2 separate regions of the Homo sapiens genome follow, and region 2 is linked to region 1. The links are chromatin contacts, found by Hi-C in ENCODE. All regions are on one chromosome and are shown on one strand. The core of a region is the stretch at or near the end of the contact, and the rest is flanking DNA. Distances in the headings are between cores, read along the strand shown.

What was found. Hi-C counts contacts between places; a loop is a spot of excess contacts on that map. Pooled maps may share reads with other maps.
Region 2: a loop to region 1 is called in a pooled map, with 14 times the contacts of the local background. The contact joins the promoter of NCOR2 here to the promoter of SBNO1-AS1 in region 1. A Hi-C loop is called at or near these places in 2 of 37 single-sample maps with no recorded cell type and 5 of 50 pooled maps.

Annotation. Positions count from the first base shown.
Region 1 is chr12:123,363,617-123,366,316 of GRCh38, forward strand. It overlaps SBNO1-AS1 (SBNO1 antisense RNA 1), which reads left to right and starts at 1,332. Exons shown (of 2, transcript NR_157806.1): 1 at 1,332-1,499; 2 at 1,909-2,188. SBNO1 (strawberry notch homolog 1) reads right to left here and starts at 1,231. Exons shown (of 32, transcript NM_001167856.3): 1 at 1,085-1,231. MIR8072 (microRNA 8072) reads right to left here and starts at 1,227; the gene lies at 1,148-1,227. RefSeq lists enhancers at 1-615, 272-321, 1,782-1,991 and silencers at 802-911, 952-1,031, 1,142-1,381, 1,512-1,611.
Region 2 is chr12:124,566,319-124,569,018 of GRCh38, forward strand. NCOR2 (nuclear receptor corepressor 2) reads right to left here and starts at 1,294. Exons shown (of 49, transcript NM_006312.6): 1 at 990-1,294. RefSeq lists silencers at 40-139, 340-559, 700-809, 830-1,189, 1,300-1,549 and enhancers at 1,670-1,719, 1,886-2,700.

The DNA.
Region 1 (2,700 bases), core at 82-2,581:
CCGGGTGCACTTACAATTGGCTGCGCAATTCAATGGATAAAAACGTTGCTTTATTTGTCTCTCATTTTCTGGCCCGTTCTTTTCCCACGTTTCTCAACCAGCGACTCCCCAAAACAAAAGCCTCCCACAGTAAACCGAGCACGCACATAAAAAGAGCTTCTCTGTGCGAGGATCAAGTTAGTGGTCCGCAAACATTAACCAAACAGAAGCACAAAGCAGGGGTGGGAAGGGGAGGAGCTGGATGCCAGGGTCAGGAAAGAAACAATCAGAAGGGTTTAGGAACATCCAAATCTCCTCAGCGGTTAAACCGACCCCAAACCACTTCTGGGAAACCACCGGTATCCACTGCTTTGGGGAACTCTGGATGCTCGTTATGCCAAACGCTCTCAAAGTAAGCAAATCCCCAACTGCCGTTCCCCTCCATGGGTAATTCTTAGGGTCTGGGAGGTGAGCTCGCCCGCCGAGGCAGAACTAAGCGAGTCGCCTGGAGAGGCGTGAAGGGAGCCTGCACGTGTCCCCCGCGGCTTCCCCACCGCCCCAAGAGCGGGGCATGTACGAGACCGCGCTGTGGGGTTCAGATTTAGGAAGGACGACCGCGTCGCCTGCCTCCCTCCCTCGCCCAGAGCCGGGAGCAATGCTGGGGCACGAAAGAGGACTTGGGAAGGATCCGGTCCTTACTTTCCCCGCGGGTCCCGGACCCGCAGCCCCCGGGTTGTGAGGCGGAAGCCAAAGGGGCGAACCCAGCGGAGCCGGCGTGCACAGACCCTGCCCCGCGGTCCAAGAGGGGTGCCTCCGGCCCGGGACAGCGGGGCTCCCGGAGCCCGAAAGCCCCACGAGCGGCGACAGCGGGGCCCGGCGCTGACGAACAGAGGAAGCGAGTACAACGGAGCCGCCGTCGGGAACATGCCCCCGAGGGCCCCGGAGCGCGCGGCCGCGAGGAGCGGCAAGCGGCGAGGGAGGCCCCAAGCCGGGGCGAGGTGGCTGTCCCCCCAGCCTGGCCCCGCACGGCCCCCCGAGGGTGGGAGTGGGAGGCTGTCCGGGAGGGGGAGTGTGGAAGGAGAAAAGGGCCAAGGGAAGGACTTACTTTCCCCGCGGGACCCGGCGCCAGCACAGCTCCTCCCGGGAGGTGTGAGTTTGAAGGACCAGAGGCGACTGGAGCGGAGGCGGCGGTGGCGGCGGCAGCAGCGGCGTCCTGCTCTGCCTACCTCCCCGCCGCCATCTTGACGCCCCTCCCCCAGCCCCCCCGCCCCGCCGGGAGGGGCGGGGGAGGGGCAACGGATGAGGCGCCGCGCGCACGCAGCGCCCTCACGTGACTTCCTCCCTCCTCCCCCACCCGCCTCTCTGCGCCCCTCTCCGCCCCGCCTCCCTCCTAGGTGAAGGAAGATGATTTCCCCCCCATCTTGACCACCCCCCAGTCTTCGCCGCCAAAAACGGACTCCGCCGGCTATCCTCGGCCCGGTACCAGTTGTTGGATCCAAGAGAATTCCGGAACCCAAACGGTCCATTACCGCGGCTCTGGGGTGGGCGAGGGGTGAGGGGGCCGGGTTTCCGCGAAGGGGGAGGGGGAAGGCGAAGGCCACCTAGGAGAGTCACGTGACTACTGTTTCCGCCGGCGCTCACGGAGAGCTCGCGGTAATTCCGTTTCCCCGCCCTTTTTTCCCCGCGGCCTGTCGGGAAGAAGGTCCGCGTGCCAGGGCTATCGGGAGGTCGGCCGGAGGGCCGCGCGCATGCGCCCCGCGCCTGCTTTCAAACTCCGGTTAGGAAGGGCCTGGAGCTATTTTCAGAACCTGTTAGGGTGGGGAGCTACGGCCCAGGAAGTTACCTAGCAGCGTTTCTGTCACTTGGAAGATCTCTTCATTACCTAGTTAGTCCTAGAAACAAAATGTTTACATATTCATTGCTTGTTAGGCTCGCTCAAAGCACTTTATTGGCAGTGAAACCGCAAGTAACCCGGAGCCCTCGGCGCGACCACGGCTAGAATCAGAGCCTAAGGCGTGTGAGCTCAGCCATCCCACGTCTGTCTTCACGCTCATACGCAAGCCCGACACACCGGGGCTCCCACTTAATGAATACTGAAGAGTAGGGCTGTCCCTACCGCTTCTCACTTCCTTGTTTTCATCTTTTCGTTATTATTAAGCGACCTAACACAATAAACATATTACCTTGTTGGTAACCCTTTTGTAAAGTCATTCTGAAAGTGCTGTTTGACTCCGTTGCTTGGGTAATAAGCACGCCTGGGTGATTCTTGCCCCCTACTGGCTGCGCATCCTACAAGCCTAGTGCTGAAAGCAAACCAAGTAGCTGGAACAGTTGGAGGTTACAGTGTGAACTCTTCCAGAGACAAAGTATTCGGGGAAAGAAAGGAAAAAGTAGGCACAGAAAGAATAGGAAACTTCAGTGTTTGTACACATAGATATGTATTATATATCTATGTATACATTTATAAATATTTTTAAAGTGCTAACTAATCGCTTTACTAATTACATTATTTCATTTAATCCTCTCACACACATAGAAAAAAAACCTATAAAGACAAAAATAAAAAATATTTTAGGCCGGGCGCAGTGGCTCACGCCTGTAATCCCAGCACTTCGGGAGGCCGAGGTGGGCGGACCACCTGAGGTCAGGAGTTCGAGACCAGCCTGGCCAACATGGTGAAACCCCATCTCTGCTAAAAATACAAAATTTAGCTGGGGCTTG
Region 2 (2,700 bases), core at 44-2,543, 1.2 Mb after region 1:
GGGAGGACACTCGCTTCCAAAAAAATAAACCTACAATGTAAAAATAACGCCGGGCGCCCCACGCTAATTGGGCCCGGGCGACAGCAGCTCCCAGGTACAGCCTGTCTCTCCCTCCCGCCCGCCGTGCCCTCCCGCCCTCGGCTTGCTCCTCCTGCAAGTGTCTGGGGCGGGGAGGGCGTACCCCACGGGTGCCCTCACTCCCCGCAGGCCTCTGAGGAAGCTGCCCTCTAGACAAGGGTCTGGGTCTTCCCAGTCGTGCCCAAGTGGGATCAGCTCTGAATTCCAACTTCGCAAAGTAGTGGCATCCCAAGTATCCGCACAGCCCGGGGGAGGGACTAGGAGGCGGCCCAATGAGGCGTCACCAGCCACGGGAGGCAGGCCCAGACACCAGGAACACCGGCCCGCGGGGGAGGGGGACCAGGGGCGACTCTCCCGAGGGACCCCGCCCAGCGCCCCGTGGCCCCACGCCTAGGAGGGACAAGGCTGGCTCTCCCCCTCGGCTGGTGAGAGACCCTCATGCGCCCCTCCACAACAGCCAGGCCAGGGAGCTAGGGGTACCATCTCCAAGGGCTTTCAAACCCGCGCTGCCCGATGGAAAATAAGGCGCAGTGTCGCCCCGCCAGGTCCGGGGCTACACCGGGTACAAGGGACGCCTGGCGGCCAAGTCCCCAGAGCCGGCGCACACTGTGGGGGGCCGCTCTGTGCATTTCCAGCGCGCCCCCCGCCCACCCCAACGCCACTTCCCTCCTTCCCGCCCCCTCGCTAGGGAGCTGGAGTTCCCCTAAGTTCCCCGGCGCCCCCGAGCACGCGGGCCGCAGTGTCGGCGGGGCGCCTTGCTCCCCAGCAGGCCACCCCCCGAGAGCGCCAACTCGGGAGTGCAGGGGCCCCGCCAACTCCGCCGCGTGCGCCGCCCGATCCTCCCCGGATCCCCCGGAAGCGCGCTCCGCGCCTCCCCCCGCCCTTCGCGGGGACCCTCGGCCCCAACTCACCTCGCGGAGGTGGCAGCGGTGGCGCCCGGGCTTGGGGCGCGCTCGGGCCGCCGGGGCGCTCAGGCAAGTGGCGGTGCCGATCGGGCTGGGGGCGCGCAGCAGGCCCGGCCTCGGGTCGGGACGCGATCCTCCCGCCGCCGCCTCCTAGGGCGCCGGCCCTGGGTCCCCGGCCCGCAAGTTGGCGCGCATCGCGGAGCGCAGGGCGCGGGCGCAGGGCTCGGGCGGGGCGCCGGCGGACGCGGGGCTCCGGTGCGGCCCGGCCTGCCCGCGGCTCCGCGCTCCCCGGCGGCCGCGGCGGCGGTGGCGGCGGCGGCGGCGGCGGCGGCGGCGGGAGGGGGAGGAGGGGGCGGGGCGCGAGCCCGGGAGGCGGTGGCTCGGCCTCCCTGCTCCCGGCTCCCCGCCCGCAGCGACGCGCCCCGGCCCGGCCCCCTCTGGCTCCTTAAAGGGCCCGCGCCTTCTCTCCAGGCCCTGCGCGTCCCCACTCGCGCGCGCACGCCGCCACACACACAGACACGCACGCACACACTTGGGCGCGACGCCGAGTTTCTTTTTGGCAGCTCCCCGAGGAGGAAGGAGGGGGGAAGCGCCTCCCAGCCTTCCCCTCCCTCTTCTCCTGCGGGCCCGGGGGCCCTCCTCCTCCTCTCCAGCCCCAGTACCTCACTGGAATCGCGTTTCAGCTATTAAATTATAACTCTGGAGTGGCCGCTGGATGGGGAGGGGGCGCGCAGGGAGGGCCCTACACAGGGCCTTTTAGGAGCACGCCCAGTGGGGCACTTGGGGACGGGAGCAGACAGTAGCGCAGAGCCCTCTCCAGGCAGGAACACGCTGGGCCTCCCCAGACCCGAGACCCAGCCCGGGCGAACACACTGCAGACTCACCACCCACCACGGACCGGAGATGTCAGATCTCACACAGACAAATACTGGGACACCCACGCGAGTTCACAGCACCCCGGAGGACACAGACGCTAGAATGCCAGTTTCCTGAGGGCAGAGATTTCTATTTTGTTCACTGCCCTATCGCAGTAGGGACTCACGAATGTGTTGAGTGAAGTCCCACTTGGGGACATTCAGGGACACAAATGCGGAGACAATGCAACGAGCCTGTGTCCCCCCCGCCCCCCCCACACACACACACAGACACACACATCCCAAAGCGTGACCCTGGGAGCCACACACGCCCGGCCTGCACAAGCACGCAGTCACAGACGGCACACATGTGCTCGCTCCCCCACGCACAGGCAGACACTCTCCGCTCCAGCAGGAACCTGGCCCCCCTGGCCGCCCTGACAACCCAGTGTCCTCATTTACCCCCTCCTCCCACCCCCTCCAGGTTTGCCCTCTCCAACCAGGGCAGATCTCTTTGAACAGCAGAGGGCACTGGGAGCCCTGGGCCTGGAGCCTCCCTCCCTCCCTCCTCTTCTGCTTTCTCCTAAGATGTTGGAGAGTTTGAATTTTTTTTTTTTTTTTCAGTTCAACTTTCCTTTTTTGGAGTGACGTCTCAGCAGATTCAGTTCTGCCATCTGGCAACATCTGAGAACCCCCAGGGAGAGCGGGGAATGGCTGCGGTGGGGAGGCAGCCGCGTGGTTTCCAGAGGCCGGCGGGCCTCCCGCCTCCGCCAGGATGCTGGGTTTGCCGGGCTCCCCTGCAGCCAGGTCCTTCTCTGCCCCCTCGGGCTTTTAATTATGAGCTTTTGGGGGGCTGGCGGGAG